Regions from separate parts of the Mus musculus genome. Here region 1 is linked to region 2. The links are chromatin loops, found by intact Hi-C in ENCODE. Cell type or tissue: left cerebral cortex. All regions are shown on one strand. Each heading gives the region's core, and the rest is flanking DNA. Links, peaks and the distances in the headings are about the cores only.

Region 1 (10,262 bases), core at 705-8,704, 56 kb before region 2:
TAACAATATGGTACAGCCATGTGATGAAAAGTTACAAGCATCACATGAACATGTCTAAATACACTTTCATAGCTGAAAAACGTATCCATGAAGAAATATTAAATTAAAACAAAAAATGCAAAATAGTAGATATCATGTTGGGAGCCGCGCCCACATTCGCCGTTACAAGATGGCGCTGACAGCTGTGTTCTAAGTGGTAAACAAATAATCTGCGCATGTGCCGAGGGTGGTTCTTCACTCCATGTGCTCTGCCTTCCCCGTGACGTCAACTCGGCCGATGGGCTGCAGCCAATCAGGGAGTGACACGTCCTAGGCGAAGGAGAATTCTCCTTAATAGGGACGGGGTTTCGTTTTCTCTCTCTCTTGCTTCTTGCACTCTGGCTCCTGAAGATGTAAGCAATAAAGCTTTGCCGCAGAAGATTCTGGTTTGTTGCGTCTTTCCTGGCCGGTCGTGAGAACGCGTCAAATAACAATTGGTGCCGAATTCCGGGACGAGAAAAAACTCGGGACTGGCGCAAGGAAGATCCCTCATTCCAGAACCAGAACTGCGGGTCGCGGTAATAAAGGTTCCCGTAAAGCAGACTGTTAAGAAGGATTCAACTGTATGAATTCAGAACTTTTCAGCTGGGGAACGAGAGTACCAGTGAGTACAGCTTTACGAGGTAAGTCTGATCTTGAACTTTCTAAGGAAATTCAAGACAGTCTATCAGAAGTAAAGTGGAAAATGTTTGGCCTTGGATTTTTTCTAGTGTTAGAAGCCCTTTTGTTCCTTTTCACATGTTATCAAGTGGTTAAGGCAGGGCGGATTCTAGATGAAATTCAGGACAAGCTATCAGAAGTAAAGCGGGGAGAGAGAGTAGGAGCAAAGAGAAAATATGGTACACAAAATAAGTATACAGGCCTTTCCAAGGGTCTTGAACCCGAGGAAAAGTTTAGGTCAGGTAAGAATACCTGGGGAGAGATTAGAAGGAAGGAAAAGAAAAAAGAAAAGAAAAAAGATCGATTAGCGGAGGTCTCTAGGAGATACTCGTCACTAGATGAGCTCAGGAAGCCAGCTCTTAGTAGCTCTGAAGCAGATGAAGAATTCTCCTCTGAGGAAACAGACTGGGAGGAAGAAGCAGCTCATTATGAGAAAAAAGGGTACCAGCCAGGTAAAGTGCTAGCTAATCAGTTAAGGAAGCCAAAAGCGGCTGGCGAAGGCCAGTTTGCTGATTGGCCTCAGGGCAGTCGGCTTCAAGGTCCGCCCTATGCGGAGTCCCCGCCCTGCGTAGTGCGTCAGCCCTGCGCAGAGAGGCAGTGCGCAGACTCATTCATTCCCAGAGAGGAACAAAGGAAAATACAACAGGCATTTCCGGTCTTTGAAGGAGCCGAGGGTGGGCGTGTCCACGCTCCGGTAGAATACTTACAAATTAAAGAAATTGCCGAGTCGGTCCGTAAATACGGAACCAATGCTAATTTTACCTTGGTGCAGTTAGACAGGCTCGCCGGCATGGCACTAACTCCTGCTGACTGGCAAACGGTTGTAAAAGCCGCTCTCCCTAGTATGGGCAAATATATGGAATGGAGAGCTCTTTGGCATGAAGCTGCACAAGCGCAGGCCCGAGCAAACGCAGCTGCTTTGACTCCAGAGCAGAGAGATTGGACTTTTGACTTGTTAACGGGTCAGGGAGCTTATTCTGCTGATCAAACAAACTACCATTGGGGAGCTTATGCCCAAGTTTCTTCCACGGCTATTAGGGCCTGGAAGGCGCTCTCCCGAGCAGGTGAAACCACTGGTCAATTAACAAAAGTTGTCCAGGGACCTCAGGAATCCTTCTCAGATTTTGTGGCCAGAATGACAGAGGCAGCAGAGCGTATTTTTGGAGAGTCAGAGCAAGCTGCGCCTCTGATAGAACAGCTAATCTATGAGCAAGCCACAAAGGAGTGCCGAGCGGCCATAGCCCCAAGAAAGAACAAAGGCTTACAAGACTGGCTCAGGGTCTGTCGAGAGCTTGGGGGACCTCTCACCAATGCAGGCTTAGCGGCCGCCATCCTCCAATCTCAGAACCGCTCCATGAGCAGAAATGATCAGAGGACATGTTTTAATTGCGGAAAGCCTGGGCATTTTAAGAAAGATTGCAGAGCTCCAGATAAACAGGGAGGGACTCTCACTCTTTGCTCTAAGTGTGGCAAGGGTTATCATAGAGCTGACCAGTGTCGCTCTGTGAGGGATATAAAGGGCAGAGTCCTTCCCCCACCTGATAGTCAATCAACTGATGTGCCAAAAAACGGGTCATCGGGCCCTCGGTTCCAGGGCCCTCAAAGATATGGGAACCGGTTTGTCAGGACCCAGGAAGCAGTCAGAGAGGCGACCCAGGAAGACCCACAAGGGTGGACCTGCGTGCCGCCTCCGACTTCCTATTAATGCCTCAAATGAGTATTCAGCCGGTGCCAGTGGAGCCTATACCATCCTTGCCCCCGGGAACCATGGGCCTTATTCTCGGCCGGGGTTCACTCACCTTGCAGGGCTTAGTAGTCCACCCTGGAGTTATGGATTGTCAACATTCCCCTGAAATACAGGTCCTGTGCTCAAGCCCTAAGGGCGTTTTTTCTATTAGTAAAGGAGATAGGATAGCTCAGCTGCTGCTCCTCCCTGATAATACCAGGGAAAAATCTGCAGGACCTGAGATAAAGAAAATGGGCTCCTCAGGAAATGATTCTGCCTATTTGGTTGTATCTTTAAATGATAGACCTAAGCTCCGCCTTAAGATTAATGGAAAAGAGTTTGAAGGCATCCTTGATACCGGAGCAGATAAAAGTATAATTTCTACACATTGGTGGCCCAAAGCATGGCCCACCACAGAGTCATCTCATTCATTACAGGGCCTAGGATATCAATCATGTCCCACTATAAGCTCCATTGCCTTGACGTGGGAATCCTCTGAAGGACAGCAAGGGAAATTCATACCTTATGTGCTCCCACTCCCGGTTAACCTCTGGGGAAGGGATATTATGCAGCATTTGGGCCTTATTTTGTCCAATGAAAACGCCCCATCGGGAGGGTATTCAGCTAAAGCAAAAAATATCATGGCAAAGATGGGTTATAAAGAAGGAAAAGGGTTAGGACATCAAGAACAGGGAAGGATAGAGCCCATCTCACCTAATGGAAACCAAGACAGACAGGGTCTGGGTTTTCCTTAGCGGCCATTGGGGCAGCACGACCCATACCATGGAAAACAGGGGACCCAGTGTGGGTTCCTCAATGGCACCTATCCTCTGAAAAACTGGAAGCTGTGATTCAACTGATAGAGGAACAATTAAAACTAGGCCATATTGAACCCTCTACCTCACCTTGGAATACTCCAATTTTTGTAATTAAGAAAAAGTCAGGAAAGTGGAGACTGCTCCATGACCTCAGAGCCATTAATGAGCAAATGAACTTATTTGGCCCAGTACAGAGGGGTCTCCCTGTACTTTCCGTCTTACCACGTGGCTGGAATTTAATTATTATAGATATTAAAGATTGTTTCTTTTCTATACCTTTGTGTCCAAGGGAATACTGATGTCCCTCGTCTTGGTGATGTCCAGGGCGTCAATAATAAAGAGAGAGCAGCGTTGGGGGATAATGTCGATATTTCCACTCCCAATGACGGTGATGTATAATGCTCAAGTATTCTCCTGCTTTTTTACCACTAACTGGGAACTGGGTTTGGCCTTGATTCAGACAGCCTTGGCTCTGTCTGGACAGGTCCAGACGACTGACACCATTAACACTTTGTCAGCCTCAGTGACTACAGTCATAGATGAACAGGCCTCAGCTAATGTCAAGATACAGGGAGGTCTCATGCTGGTTAATCAACTCATAGATCTTGTCCAGATACAACTAGATGTATTATGACAAATAACTCAGCTGGGATGTGAACAAAAGTTTCCGGGATTGTGTGTTATTTCCATTCAGTATGTTAAATTTACTAGGGCAGCTAATTTGTCAAAAAGTCTTTTTCAGTATATGTTACAGAATTGGATGGCTGAATTTGAACAGATCCTTCGGGAATTGAGACTTCAGGTCAACTCCACGCGCTTGGACCTGTCCCTGACCAAAGGATTACCCAATTGGATCTCCTCAGCATTTTCCTTCTTTAAAAAATGGGTGGGATTAATATTATTTGGAGATACACTTTGCTGTGGATTAGTGTTGCTTCTTTGATTGGTCTGTAAGCTTAAGGCCCAAACTAGGAGAGACAAGGTGGTTATTGCCCAGGCGCTTGCAGGACTAGAACATGGAGCTTCCCCTGATATATCTATGCTTAGGCAATAGGTCGCTGGCCACTCAGCTCTTATATCCCATGAGGCTAGTCTCATTGCACGGGATAGAGTGAGTGTGCTTCAGCAGCCCGAGAGAGTTGCACGGCTAAGCACTGCAATGGAAAGGCTCTGCGGCATATATGAGCCTATTCTAGGGAGACATGTCATCTTTCATGAAGGTTCAGTGTCCTAGTTCCCTTCCCCCAGGCAAAACGACACGGGAGCAGGTCAGGGTTGCTCTGGGTAAAAGCCTGTGAGCCTAAGAGCTAATCCTGTACATGGCTCCTTTACCTACACACTGGGGATTTGACCTCTATCTCCACTCTCATTAATAGGGTGGCCTATTTGCTCTTATTAAAAGGAAAGGGGGAGATGTTGGGAGCCGCGCCCACATTCGCCGTTACAAGATGGCGCTGACAGCTGTGTTCTAAGTGGTAAACAAATAATCTGCGCATGTGCCGAGGGTGGTTCTTCACTCCATGTGCTCTGCCTTCCCCGTGACGTCAACTCGGCCGATGGGCTGCAGCCAATCAGGGAGTGACACGTCCTAGGCGAAGGAGAATTCTCCTTAATAGGGACGGGGTTTCGTTTTCTCTCTCTCTTGCTTCTTGCACTCTGGCTCCTGAAGATGTAAGCAATAAAGCTTTGCCGCAGAAGATTCTGGTTTGTTGCGTCTTTCCTGGCCGGTCGTGAGAACGCGTCAAATAACAATATCATATACCCATAAATAGATGTAACTATAGATAGATTAAACACACCCCTATACCATTAACAATGAGTATGTGTGCATGTGTATGTGTGCCTATGTTGATATTTCTCATATATACATATGAGAAATATATATATAATGGTTTCTGGGTTGTGAATTACTAGTGTTTTGTTTGTTTGTTTTTTCTAGTTGTTTATATTTAATAAATTTAATGAAATTTCCATAGTAAGCATGTATTATCAAAATGTGAAAATGTTAGATAACAAATAACTCAATATACTATAGAGCACAAGAAGTATGAAAGGGGCTTTTAGATCTCTCACTTCACTTTTAACCATGTATTCTGTTACATGCAACTATGAATAGACAGACACTGCTTATAGACTGACTATTTAGCCCTTAAAAATAATATGTGTAGTAATATACTGTTACCATTTAGATCCTAATGAAATGCCCAGAATTTTCTTACATGGTCAACACTCTGCAGTTCTGCATAGTTCTGCATAGTGTTTCCTAATCTATGTGGTGAATATTTATGAGTGTGTCTGGATCTAGATTTTACATAACATTGCCATTTTAAGAAAGATGAGTTTGTCATGCTGTTGGCAAAAACCAATGCACCATTTCTAAGGTTTATGTTGTCACTTGGTCCAGCTTCCAAGCCCAGCATACCCGTGTACACCCACAGCCTTGCTGGGTACTGTAACCCGCTCCTTTCCCCCTTGTAGTCAGGAAAGATTTCAGAGTATCCTTCTACACTTACGAGTAGCTGCCTACCAAGATCTTTTTATCATATCCTCAAAACCACTCAACTCTTTTTCATTTGCCTTTTTCCACCTACAATAACTTCAACTCTTTCCTCTTTCTGAAAACAAGGAAGTTCTCTTGGTATTTATGTACTTGCTTTGCTAGGAAACAAGTTGGAATTAAGCCACATTTCTATTCAGTGTCAATAAAGCTCATAAAAAGAGACCAGCTCCCCACCTCCGTTTAAGCCTCTTGGTCAAATTTACTCAGCTTTGCAGTCAGCAATCGTCCCACTCATAGTGCCAGGGTTTCTTCACAGAATGAATAACCTGGACCTAGAGATCTGTGACTAAGCACATTTGCCTAGCCCTCCCTTTCCCTCATTACACAGCTTTCAGAATTCAGCTTCCTCTGTCTACCAGTGAATATGTGAAGTGCAGAGGCACTCCATCCCAAACTCCAGTCGAATATAGCAGCTTCCTCTTCACTGATTCCCTGACAGCATGCTCGTGGGTAAACAAGCATACCCAAGTGTCTGGCCCCATCAGTGCTGTCTACATCCACATCTGGGTCCGTAGCCAGGAAATAGATACTAAATAGAGCTATAGAGAACTTTTATTCTCAAAACACCATGATGGGGTATGTGGTCAAGTTCATAATAACAGGACTTGGGACAGCTCAGAGGTGCTAGGCCCTGGGTTCAAACTCTGACACAAAAATACCATAAGGACAGAAAATCCAAGGACAGTCAGCAGGAGGGACATGGGAAGTTAGTGTATAACCAGTGCATGTTTTCTGCTTAGAAACATGAAAAAGTTCTGGAAATGAATGGTGGTGTTGGCCACACACTGATACAGATATATTTAATGTCACTGGATGTACAATGAAAGAAAAAAAATGATGAGAGAGAAAAAAATCCAGCCCTGTTTGTCTGTGTAATCCAAACCTCTTATCTAGATGTTGCTTCTTAACATTCCAGATGGGTGAGCTCTTAGATACTCAGAGTTCCACACCAGGTCAGCTGCTGAAAGGAAACTGGAAAGCACAGGAGAGAAAGGTGACTTGGTTACAGCCATGTCCCCAGTGCCCGCAAAGAAGCTGCACTAAAAGGCACTGGGTTCTGGAATTGCTTGCTAATGGCTCCTTTTCCAGCAGACACTGGCTTTGGAACTCCATCCCGGGTACTTGTTTGTAGACTTTACATTGCCTGGGGGAGGGGACCAAGAGCGATCCAACCTCAACTGAACCTTGCTTATTTGTTCAGCAGCTCCACAAAGTGCCACCCCAGGGGGACTTTTTTTTAAAAGGGAAAAAAATAGTATCTTTTCCCCTCCCCCAATGGTATCCAATCCTTGAGAGCCACCTTAGTCACGCCTGCCCTTAACTCAAATATCAGAGAAGAGTAATGAGAGGAGTCAGTAACTCTGAACAGCTTGGCATGGTTCTGAGCTATCCCTCCACCCCACCCCCGACTCCTCAGTAAAACTCCTAAGTCAAAAGATGGAATTTTTTGCTGGAACCATTTTCAAGTCGAGCAAATCTGCCACATTCCTTCAAGGACAGCTGCAGCAAGTGCAGCTACTGAGCTGTTGTGCAACATTCCGCCAATATTGGCACAATGGAGCACATGGATAAAACATGACATGCTTTCTCTGTTTTCCATGTTTTACCACAAAATTCTGTTCAAGAAAGTCTGTGACTCTTTAATGCCTGTCATTTCCCTGGGCTCATCTGGAAATCTGGAAAGTTCCCTTTTGGGCACAGTCCCTCTCTGTTGGATGGCAGACATCATTCCTTCCCACTTCAGCAGCACATGCCTTTTAACCTGAACCTGAACTAATGTTCACGTGGTATGTATAGCGAAGAGACTGGAACTGTTGTTTGTATTTAGCATCTGCAGATGATAATATGTGGGGCCCTGAATCTTGACATCTCAATTTCCTGAGGTAGCTGAAGACCCACTAATATACAGAGACCAAATCCGTGCCTTCAATTACCATTTTACAACTGCCTTGCTCTGGGGAAACAGTATTGGTAACACTTCTGTGCATGTGCAATCTGTTTAGGTGGGACATCCATGGCAATTAGCAGCAAAGTGTGACTTGAAATGTGCTACAACAACAAATTTTGAACCTGAGATTATAATATATGCAGCCTGAATCTGAAACTGCAGAGAAAAGAAATAGACTGGAAACCACTCATAGTATCATAAAACAGCTCTAATTTAACTTAATGTTTAGGAATGGGGGGTGAACCACATATCTCCATTTTGTAGAAATTGTTGTGGTGAATATTTGGAATACCTCCTTCTGGGAGAAAATATTGACCTCACTTTTACTCAAATGAACCTGATAAATTAAAGAGAAAGATACTGAAGACAGTTGAAAATATTTTTCAATATATATATATATATATATATTGCCAAGCCAAAATACTTTCCAAAGGCCAGTATGTCTAAGAAGTGAATTACATCTTTCAAGACTCCAAAGATCATTCCAGATTCAATTTTATAAAAAGAAGTAGCATTTTGACTAAAATGTTTGTTCAACCATAGATTGCCAAGCCCCACCCAATGCACCTTTGCTATAGCAAAATTTCAGCACAATAATATCACTACAAAGTTCAAACATGGTAAGCAAGAACTACAAAACTTAATAGAAGCTCACTGCTCTAACATGGAAGAGATGTTCTGCCAAAGGTGACTGCCATTTACATTTTCATAAGATTAAACTGAAAAAAACAAAAACTCTCAGCCCAGAGGAACAACTTGGTAAACCTACACAATGGCACTTTTATAAAGACGTTTGTTTTACTAAGTCATGGGTATGAGTGTTTTCCTTGCATATATGTATATGCAGCTGGTGCTCACAAATGTCAACTTGAGGGTTTTGGATCCCCTGGGACTTGAATTACAGAAAATTGTGAGCTTCCTTGTAGGTGCTAAGAATCAAACCTGGGTCTTCTGCAAGAGGAACAAGAGCTCTTAAACCTTGAGCCATCATCTCTCCAGCCCTCAATGATGGCATTTAAAAACGAAATTGCCTCCTCTTGATTTCTGTGATTTTGATTACTTGCTATTGCAGACATCACAATTTTCCTAACAGTAAAGTCCTCTGGCCTTTAACAGAGCCTCTGGTGAAAGAAGCTGTGTTTCCCCACTTGAACACTTGACTACAAATAATGTAAGACATCCACATTGTGAAGAAACACTGACAAAGGCAAGTGTATGTGGTGCAGTTAACTATCAAACGTCAGATTCAAATTAAAAAGAATATTGATAATAACCCGAACAGTCATGAATAGGGGACTCATAGAAATCTATGATCTCTCCCTGAAATGAGAACCATAAAAAAAGAAGAAAAAGAAGATTCTCTCTGTACACGTATTAAAATGTTAGAAGTAAATATTAGACTGCACTCTAAAATATAGTGTTGAGAAAAGCAGGTTAGATTTTCAGGCTCTTGAACTATATGTTTTTTCTGGGTCTCTGGCATGCAGCGAAAAGATAACCAGACTTTCCAGTCCCCAGCCTATTCATTGGCATAGGTCCACAAGACAAATTATAGAAATCTGTCATCTATTTGTGTCTGGGGAGACAATAGACCCATTAGTAAAGTGCTTGCCACAGAAACAGGAAAACCTGAGTTTGATCGCTAGTAGTCACACACACACATACCAGTGTGTGTGTATACACACACACACACACACACACACACACACACACATATATATATGCATATATAAACATCTGGGATATACATACCTGTAATCACAATACTAGAGAGGTGGAGACAGGAGGATTCCTAGGGCTTGCTTGCCAGCTAGTCTAGCCAAATCAATGAGCTCCAAGTTCAGTGAAAGATCCTGCCTCAAAAACACTCTACATCAACCTCTGACCTCTACATGCGTGTATGTATACACACACACACACACACACACACACAGAGAGAGAGAGAGAGAGAGAGCGAGAGAGAGAGAGAGAGAGAGAGAGAGAGATTAGGACTAAAATATGGCTCAGTGGATGAAAGAGACCTCAATCTTCTACCCTTAGCATTCCTAGTTCCCAAGCCTTTTGACCCAGGTTAGAGTTTCAGGCTCTTGAACTCTATGGTTTTTCTGTGTCTCTGGCATGCAGCGAAAAGATAAGCAGACTTTCCAGCCCCCAGCCTATTCATTGGCATAAGTCAATTCCTTACAACAAACCTCACTTTATATACATAAATATCAGACACACATGCACACACTTTCTCTTGAAGAACCCTAACTATTTGAACTGTCAGTCATCACAACAACTGGGGGTGGGGGGCGGGGATGTATGCACATCCTGGCAAGAAAGGGACAGTCCCAACAGCATCTTCTGCACCAGAAAGTCTCAACCTTGAGTGTATTGGGGGAGATTTAAAATGGCTCACTGGGCTGTAGCACCAGAGTTTTGGATTAAGTCAAACAGAGAGAGGAGACAGGAGAGGGCTTCATTTCTAGAAAGTTCCCAGGTGGTGTTAGGCTGCCAATCCCAGCAGCA
Region 2 (10,262 bases), core at 847-8,846:
CCCACCCCTGGCAGCTGCATATTTCCATTCATTTTCCTGACCCTCTGAGCCTCTCTCCTGTTCTCCCCCATTCTGCTTCCTTTCCCCCTTTCCCCCTTTCCCCTTTCCCCTTTCCCCCTTTCCCCTTTCCCCCTTTCCCCCTTTCCCCCTTTCCCCCTTTCCCCCTTTTCCCCTTTCCCCTCTCCCACCCAGGTCTCTCCCTCTGCCTTCTATAATTATTTTTCTCCTCCTAAATGGAATTTAAGAATCCTCACTTGGGCCTTCCTCAGAAACTGGAATCAACCCAGATACAGATACAGAGACAAAGACAGATGATACAGAGACAGAGACAGATACAGAGACAGATACAGATACAGATACAGATACAGATACAGATACAGATACAGATACAGATACAGATACAGATACAGAGACAGAGACAGAGACAGAGACAGAGACAGAGACAGAGACAGATACAGATACAGATGCAGATACAGATACAGATGATACAGAGACAGAAAATGTGGTTCATCTATACAATGGAATAATATTCAGCTATTAAAAACAAGGATATCATGAATTTTGCAGGCAAATGTATGGAAATAGAAAATATCATCCCACAAACTCTACGATGTTAAATAAATACGCATTTATGTATTGATTCCATCAACAAGTACTATGGTGGTATACTGTATGTCAGGTAGCCATATCTAACCCAAACCAGAAAACTTCCTTTGCTTTCACAGAACCATATAGTTTTCAAAATCGTTGTTAGTTTGTTTCTATGGGGGTTTGTTGTCATTGTTGTAGTTGTCAGTAGTGGTTGTTGTTGTTGTTGTTGTTGTTGTTGAGCTAGGGCCTCACTTTGTAGCCCTGACTGCTCTAGAACTTGCTCTGTAAACCAAGGTTAGCCTTGAACTCACAGAGATGTTTCTGTTTCTGCTGCTTTAGTGCTGGGACTAAAAGCTTTTGCCACTATGTCCAGGTAATTATTATTATTTGAGGCAGAATTTCATGTGTCCTGTAATTATTATTATCATTATTATTATTAGAGGCAGGATTTCATGTGTCCTAAGCTGGCCTCATACTCATATAAGGATGATCTTGGTGTTCTGATCCTATCGGTTCACTTCCCAAGGTCTAAGAAGCCTGGAATGTGTGGGAATAGAGTGTTACAGAGGCACACATGCCACAGATTGCAGGTTTACACCACCACACACAATTTGTGCCATGCTGGGTATTGAACCCAGTGTATTATGCAGGGAGTGAAAACACTGTGCCAACTAAGCTATATACCCTGTCTACTGCATATTTTATTTTTTAATTCATGAAGAAGAGATGTGGAGTGTATACAAATATTAAGTGCACACCTTATTGACTTTCTATATATGTGTCATCTATTCATGTAATCACTAAACACATAAAGACAGAGTGTTTCTAGCACTGAAAACTCCTTTCCAGTCAATATTCTTCTGCCCAGACGCAAACACTATTCCAGCTTCTGTCATCATAGATGGTTTTTGACTGTTTGAATGCTGTAAAAATGAAATTCTATAATATGTTCTTTTGTGGTTTCTTATATTTGTTACTTCTATGATATGTACCCATATAACTGTATTTGTTTATAGTTTGCTTTTTCTCTTGCTGTATAATATTATATCATGGGATAGTCTATTGACTATTCTACCATTTTTTATTTATTCTTATTGGTGGATATTTGGGTTGGTTCCAGGTTTTAGCTATTACAGATAAAGCTGCAGTAAATATGGATTGTTTTAATGTACACAGCACTCATATATCTTGAATGCATACCTTGGAATGGACTGCTGAGTCATAAGTGGCTTTACTAGGCACTGTCCAACAATTTTCCTATGGGGGCAATACCAGCACACACATACCACCATTGTATGTAGATAAGCAAATAAGATGAATATCTCATAATAACGATGTGATATGGAAAAACAAGGTAAGATGACTACTTTAGTTGCATTGACCAGGAAAGTGTCTATAAAAAGTGAATTTTCCTGCCTTGTCCTTCTTTTTTTTTCTTTTTTCTTTTTTTCTTAAATATTTTTTATTACGTATTTTCCTCAATTACATTTCCAATGTTATCCCAAAAGTCCCCCATACCCTCCCCCCCCACTCCCCTACCCACCCATTCCCACTTTTTGGCCCTGGAGTTCCCCTGTACTGGGGTATATAAAGTTTGCGTGTCCAATGGGCCTCTCTTTCCAGTGATGGCCGACTAGGCCATCTTTTGATACATATGCAGCTAGAGTCAAGAGCTCCGGGGTACTGGTTAGTTCATAATGTTGTTCCACCTACAGGGTTGCAGTTCTCTTTAGCTCCTTGGATATTTTCTCTAGCTCTTCCATTGGGGGCCCTGTGATCCATCCAATAGCTGACTGTGAGCATCCACTTATGTGTTTGCTAGGCCCCGGCATAGTCTCACAAGAGAGAGCTATATCAGGGTCCTTTCAGCAAACGCTTGCTAGTGTATGCAATGGCTGCCTTGTCCTTCTAAGTGCTAAGATTACTATAAGTTCACACAAGCCTAGGGTACACAAAAAAAATGAGACAAGCCTGAGCTACATTGCAAAAGCCTCCTGAAATACTATAATTGAAAATGGTATGCAAAATTTAAGAATTAAATTACAAGAAGCTGACCCTACTTGTGTGAACGGAAGAGCATATTAGATAGTGGGTAAAATCAGAAAGAATCCTGGACAAGAAATAACAACTCACTTAAGAAATAGAAAGGACAGCCGGGCCGGGCGTTGGTGGCACACGCCTTTAATCCCAGCACTCGGGAGGCAGAGGCAGGTGGATTTCTGAGTTCGAGGCCAGCCTGGTCTACAGAATGAGTGCCAGGACAGCCAGGGCTACACAGAGAAACCATGTCTAGAAAAAAAAAGAAAGAGAGAGAGGGAGAGGGAGAGAAGGAAGGAAGGAAGGAAGGAAGGAAGGGAGAAAGAACAAGGCTAAGGATCTTGGAATGTGTGGGGGAGGAGTGTTACAGAGCCAGCTGCTACAACAGGTAACTAACTGGAACTTAACTCCGTAGGGAAATTATGAGAAAGGTTAAAAAAAAAATCGCACCACAGAATTGTCCTATCCAAGAGCCAAGACACATCAGGTATTTATGTAACAAGTCCCAATGTCATTGGTTGAGGATTGTTCCTGGTAGATAGCAGATGGAGATTTTAATTTCCTAGAATTTGTACATATATACAAGGTTGACTTCCACATCCTCCACAGAGCTTGAACTTGCGATGTAGACAAGGATGGCCTTGTACTTCTGATCCTTCCACCTGTACCACCCTCAGACTAGGATTATAGTTGTGTGTAACCATACCTGGCCTTTGAAGTATTGGGGATCAAACGCAGGATGTCATGCTTGCTAAGCTAGCTCTCTATCAAACTGAGCTAGCCATGGTTTATATGATCTCTTGATAAGTCTTTCCATTACTGGTTGTCACATGATTCAATGTAAGAAAACGTTCTAAGTATCAATGTCTTCAAACAATACACTTTTATTTAAAAGTCTGTGGGTTGGAAATTTAGCCTGAACTCAAATGAGCCATGCTTCTGATTGCAACTGAACTCATAGACCTTACCGAATGATCTAGGGAAACCCCAGCTGCAATAACTAGGGAAATCGGCCCTGATCTTGTTGAATCTTCTAGAAGGTTCTCAGGCAAATACAAAAAAAAAAAAAAAAGTATGACAAGGGATCCCAAGGTCTCTTGAAGCCTAACATTGAAACTGGCCCAACCAACATTTCTACCCCATTTTATTGTCAAACATAAGTCAGAAAAGCAGCTTAGATTCAAGGGAAAAGAAACAGAGTCTTCCAGTTTAATGAATGAAGCACCAAGGAAGTAGGAAGACATGAAGGACTAAACTCATCAGTGAAATCTATCATACTTTAACATTTTTCTTTTGATAAAATGTTGAATATATTTTTGTACATAAATTATACATTAGACGAGTAGCTTTAAGTTGGAGTATATGGCCTCTTCTCTTTTAATCTCCAAGTTTCTACATTATAAAACATCAAAATATGTAAGCATGTATTATGAGCAGCAATGATTTTACTTTGCATTATTAGATATTCTTTTGGCTCTCATGCTTATGCAGACAGCAAAGAATTTTTGGGTTCTTGTGTCTATTCAGAAAGCAATGTTTTGAGGTTTTTTGGTTTGGTTTGGGGGTTTTTTGGTATTTTTGTTTTTTGTTTTTATTTTTGTTTTATGGGGGTTTTTTTGTGTTTCTCATTTCAATGTAGACACAATGGGAAGGTGGAGAGTATGTAACATGCACAGTACCCTGAGTTCAGTTCCCAGTACTGTAAAAAGAGAAAGGGAGGGGGGAGAGATGAAAAGGATTATGCAAAGTATAATTTCCCTCATAAATATCCCCTTCAGACTTTAGAAACAGGATTATCAGTTGCCCATCTGACAAGCCATCTCAAACTCAAGTTAGATGAAGATCACCCACCACATTAGAATGTGTTTGCTTCAGTTCATGTTGAAGTGAAGGGTGTTTTCCCTATATCTGATATCGTCACTGGAAGTACGTCATTTATGAAAGGAAACAAAGGAGCCACCACTGCTACCACCATCGCCATGGCCATATCATCTTAAATCGGGATAGGGGAGGTTACTGAAACAGCCCTTCAAACACAGTGTCTCCCAGTAAGACACTGCTGCCACTGACGTCAGCAGGAAGGCCGTGTACAGAGTGTCCAGTGGAGAGACGGTACAAAATATTCAAGCTGATGAAGATCCTATGAATCAAATGGCCCTGCTGTGCTCTGCTCAACACTATTTCTGTCTTGCGTGAGGTATGTATCCTGAATTTGATTCACTGGTTTTTAACACCATTCACTGACAGTATGGTGTTTGGTTGAAGCAAGAGACTTCAATTAGGAACTGAAAAATCCTCTGCAGTACGATTGAAGCATAGCAGTTTCAGACAGGTAGAAAGCTGTAAGGACTACAAAAGGCCGGGAAGGAATTGCATTTGTAATTACTTGCTAAGGGAGGATGGGCAATGCAAAAGGTAGCTAAGAAGCAGGTAACTCAGCCAGCCTCAGGCTTGAGTTTGGGACTATGACTCAGGAAGATCTCTTAGTACCCATTGGCCTCAGTTTCTTGATCTGAAAAAATAGAGCTAGTGCAGAAACAATCCAAAAGAAAAAATTTTTTTACATGATGAAATGAAGCAGTCACTAAATGCAGAGTGGGACCTTTTTTTTTTTTAAACCGGAAGTGTTCTTGGAAGTCATTCAAGCCAGTGCTTCACCACCCCCACTTGAGAAGATGTAACACAGAGCCACAAGAAGACTGGAGTCCTGTGGTTACTGCAGCTAGTAGCGCACTCAGGCCGGTAAACCTAAGACTGTTTCCTGTGCTTATTTGCGTTGTTCCTCTACCAGCATACCCTGCTGCCTACCCTCTTCCACAGAGCAGAACTCCAGGAAATAGCTAGGAACTTCTTCCCCTTCCTCTAGAGAGACATGTCTCAGGCACAGGGAACTAAAAGGTATGGACTTTTCTAATGAAGCTTTTGCCTCCTGCTCACTTTAATCCACTGCAAATGTCTCTGGGAAATAAAATATTGGCAGGTTTGTCCAACAGCTGCTCAGCCTAGAGACCACAGCTTATTTTGGTCCATTTATGTTAACTCATCTGTCTTAAGCTCTTTGTTAGTGACTCACTGCATACTGCTACCAAAAATATACACCAAAATCCAAGAATCATTCATATGAAGGGCAAGCCTCTTCCTTAAAATGCTGCATTTCTGCCTTGTTTTGATGAAGTTATTCCTCCCCTGCCCCCATTACGTTTTCCTCTCTCCTTTTCTTTCTTCTCCATCTTTGATCACCACCAGTAGCTTGGAAGCTGCAGGGTGTGATCAAGAGAACTGTAGACAATCTGACTTTGGTGCTGGCCTGAAATTCTTCAGCTGTTAAAACCTAGCAACATCACAACTGTCTAAAGCGTAAGTTTCCTTCCCTATACTATGGCGGGGGGGGGGGCTGTTAATACTGTAGCTCCCACCAACACGATTCCAAGAACTTTCTTGTAACTTCCCCTTAAAGATTCCAATCTCAGAAGAAAGGATCTTTTCTTTCATTACCCTCCGTGTGTGTGTATGTGTGTGTGTGTGTGTGTGTGTGTGTGTGTGTGTGAGTGTGTGTGTACATTCCACATCACACCACACTTGAAAAGGTAAAAGGACACTTTTGTAGAATGGGTCCTCTCTCCATGTGAAATCAATGAAATTAGGTTGCCAAGCTTGGTGGCAAGCACCATTACCCACTGAACCATTCTGCCAAGCCTGTCAGGAGGGTATTCATTTGCTACATAAACTGCATTTTAAAATGAAACATTAACATCCCCCATCTTCTATTAATTGCTCATATAAACAATCTAATTAACATACAGAAGAAATAATCAAGAATAGTATTAAATAGGAAATGAAAAATGTGTGAAAGATAAAGTTGATTTACTTACCAAAATGCACTGAGACTTATCACAGGAAAGAAAACATGTCATCTTTGTTAGACTGAGCAAAATATTGAAGACAATTTATATGCTATGCTGTAGATTTAAAAATAGACAGATGTGGGAAGGATACAGACCAATTTCAGGGTGATGTTGACTTCCAGGGAGGAGGAAAAGGAAGGAGATAGGAGAGCAGATTTCCAAGTGGATGTGAAGTGTATATGTATTATTTTACTTAAGATCTGACACAAACACAGAAAACTGCTAGCATGGGAAACACTAGCCTTTCTTTCTAATTTTAAAGTATATCAAATTTTTAATAATTTTACTACTCAAGTTCATGTAAAATAAGCATATCAACTGAAACTCATAGGTTGTTTGTGGAAGTATAAACTGATTTAAAACACTTTTGGAAATTTAGGTAGCTAACTAAAAAGTAAAACGTATACCAATCACATCTTCTGCAGTATAGACCCAATAGAAACAAATTGATACATTTACAAGAAGACGGATGCAATAATGTTTGGGGTGAGGATGTTACTAACTGGGAGAGTGCCTGCCTAGCAAGGACAAGGCATTATTAGGTTCCATTCTCAATATGAGGAGGAAAAAAAGAATGCATATACCAACATTATCCATAGTAACCACAAATGAAAAAGAGCTCGAATGCTCATCAATTGGTGAAGAAATAAACAAATTATAAATTATTTATGTAATGGAGTACTATTTAGCCATAAAAGAGAGATGCACTCTTTACTCTAATAGTATGGATAAATCTCAAAAAAAAAAAAAACATGCTGAGCCAAAGAAGCCAGATACAAAAGTGTAGTTCTATTTACATTAAATCCTAAACCAGGCAAAACAAAGCTAGAGTGATACAAAACAGAACAGTGGTTGCTTGTTATGGGAAGAGACTCCTGGGAAAAGGGGACGGAGACATTTCTGGAGTGAGGAACATATCTTGATTGGGAAATATCTTGATTAGTGCAGTGATTAGACAGGTTTTGCATCTACAAAACAAAACTTTTCAAACTGTCCATTTCATAGTGTGTAAATGTTGTCTCGATTTTTTTATTTTTTATTTTATTGTTTTTTTTTTTTTGAGACATGGTCTCACTATGTAGACCTGGCTCAACTAGAACTCACTATGCAAGCAAGGCTGGCCTCAAATGTACAGAGATCTACCTGCCTCTGTCTCCCAAGTGCTGGATCAAAGATATGCAGTAGTATGCCCAGCTTACTTCAATCCTTAAAACTACCTAACACCCATAAACTCATCAAGTATCTTCATAGAGTCTTAAGAGATTAGGGAACTCCCCAATCTCTGGGAATCTTTGTACTAAGGACCCCTGAAGCTACTTTCCTCTCTGAATGATGTAGGAGCTTACTTTCCATATTGTTCTTCTCTCTCATTATAAATGAAGGTTTTCTTTGTGGATATTTTAAAGGCACTGTGCTGTAACACAGAGAACGTGGGTTTTAGAAATAGCCTAAGTTTTGCCTTTGAGCTTCTGCTTCTTAGATCACTGGCTGTGTGTCTCTGGGCAAGGAAGTGACCCCCTGGAGTTTATTTTCTTAACCTTACAGGGAAAGTGCAAAGCCTAATTCCTAAGGTTATTTGGAAGATGAAATTAGCTCACACAAGCAAGTGTGTATTTCACACCACCAGGCTTAGCGCAGATGCTCCATACATTCTGGTTTCCTTTTCTTCCTTCCTTTACTTTTTATAGACCCTCCACGGAACGGAAACTCTGTATCTCTTCCATCATCACAGTTCAAATCCTGAGGATATAGGAATAGCCTCCCTGCTCTCAGATGGAATGAACAAAAGTGCACTGCTTGGGTACTGGCAAAGGGGCTGCTGCTCTGAGTCACATGGTTTCAAGGGTCTTATTCTGTCACCTCCCCTCTGGCCCTACAGAAATTGGTTGTTCCAGGTCTGTGCCCTTCCGGGACCTCAGACTATGCTATCCAAATGGCTAACCTGGGCATCTTGCCTGGTCCATCTTTCAGAGAGCAGACTGTCACAAGTGTGTACATCCACAAAACCATTGGGAAAAACAATGTCGGAGATGTGTGCACAGAACTTGGACATTCAAATCAGGTGTTCACCCATTTGATGTAAGACACTTCTTGGCACTGTGACAACTTCAAAGTGGAAAAAAAAGAAAATTGACCTTGGAATTAAGACTAGGATCCAGGGGGCAGGCATGACCCCGAGGAGGCCAAGAACTCTAAATCCTAATGTAGTCTTCCAAATACTGAAGAATTTTAGATGAAGTAAAAGACATAATTGTAATAAATTCAAACATTTAAACATATAGACAATATGAACTTCTATTTGTATTCGTGTACCATACCCTTAAATGGTAGGTAGGGGTTGCTTTCATGCCTGCCTCTTTTTTTTTTTAATCTTATTACAACTTGTCATTTAAATTTTTAAGTGGCTAACTCCCCATTTAGAAAAATTTCTGCTTTCATGACTGCTATATTTATAACCTGCAAAACAGTGCCTGGTCCACAGGAGGAGCAAAGTAAGATATTTCTTGAACTAATCCATGGGCAATTTGATGAATGGATTTTCATTTGTATGCCTTGGTTAGATTTAATACTTCACAACATGAAAACAGAAAAAAAACACAATAATATTGCTGAGACTGTGGATATAGCTTAAAAGGCAGAGGGCTCACCTAGCGTACGTGAAGCCCTGGGTATAGTGGTACGTACCCATTATCCCAGCACTTGGAAAGGGAAGAGGCTCAGAAAACCGAAGTCCTCTTCAGCTACTTACCAAGTTCAAGGCCAGCCTGGAAAGCATGAAACCCTACCCCCAATTTTTTTTTTCTCAAAACTAAGATCTGAAAATAAAGCTTTATAAATAGGCCAACACAGTTGCATTTTGGATATTTACTTTCAATAAAACCTATGGGCACAGACTCCATTTTTCTTTCTTTTGCTTTACTTTCCCTATAGCCTGCCGGCTCATATTACACAGAGCCCAGGCCTCTTGACAGGCCCCTACTTGATCTTTGTCAGGCACCGTTCATGCATTCATCTGCTTCTGTCTCCTTCCCTTTTCTACTGAGAAGCACGAGGCACATCACTTCCACCTTTGTTCTGTCACAGCTTCAAGAGCCATTCCCTTGTGCCTGGCACAGTCTCAGCCTGGGAGCAAATCAAGGAATATCTCCATATCTATACTTGAGCTACATCACAGTATAGTTGAGAGAGGTAGCAAAAACGATCTAAAAATACACACATTTTTTTTTCCTGGCTAAAACTCTTGCCTACCAACTATTGCACATTCTTTATATGGCTAAAATTAAATATGTGAGTCTTCCATGGCATTTAACTAGCAATCTGGCAGAAATAAAGTGCTGCTCTGCTTCCATTCACAAATTTTAGTTTAATTATATTCCATACCCTTTCCCAAGCCAAGGCGGCTGGGTTCAAACCTCTGGTTAAGAAAATGCAATGTAAGAGCTGGTGATATGGCACACTGAACAAAGCTGCTTGCCAGCAAACCCAGTGACCTGAGTTTGTTCTCTGGGAACCACATGGGAAAAGAGAACAGATTGCTTCAGGTTGTTCTCTGGCTTCAACCCGTGTACACACACACACACACACACACACACACACACACACAAATATATAAATAAATGTATAAAAAGGCTCCTTTAAAATGAAAATGCAAGGTAGATGTTACATCCCTTTTGAAAAGCCTAAAATTCAAACACCCCCCCCCATCTAGTGTGATATAGTTCTATTTTA

What was found. Hi-C counts contacts between places; a loop is a spot of excess contacts. Peaks named below come from ENCODE experiments on the same cell type or tissue, not always from the same donor. Only the 100,000 strongest peaks of a DNase experiment are listed, where the experiment ranks them.
Region 1: a loop joins it to region 2, with 2.7 times the contacts of the local background. A loop is called at or near these places in 4 of 42 quality-filtered maps.

The regions. Positions count from the first base shown.
Region 1 is chrX:159,149,870-159,160,131 of GRCm38, forward strand. No RefSeq gene overlaps it. Among named protein-coding and RNA genes, the nearest start is that of Rps6ka3, 100 kb to the right of the region's middle. In left cerebral cortex, for the core only: no CTCF peak of the experiment used is centred there; DNase peaks (open chromatin) are centred at 5,701, 6,030 and 7,317.
Region 2 is chrX:159,205,740-159,216,001 of GRCm38, forward strand. No RefSeq gene overlaps it. Among named protein-coding and RNA genes, the nearest start is that of Rps6ka3, 45 kb to the right of the region's middle. In left cerebral cortex, for the core only: no CTCF peak of the experiment used is centred there; DNase peaks (open chromatin) are centred at 4,917, 5,356, 5,620, 8,136 and 1 more place; H3K27ac peaks cover 190 bases.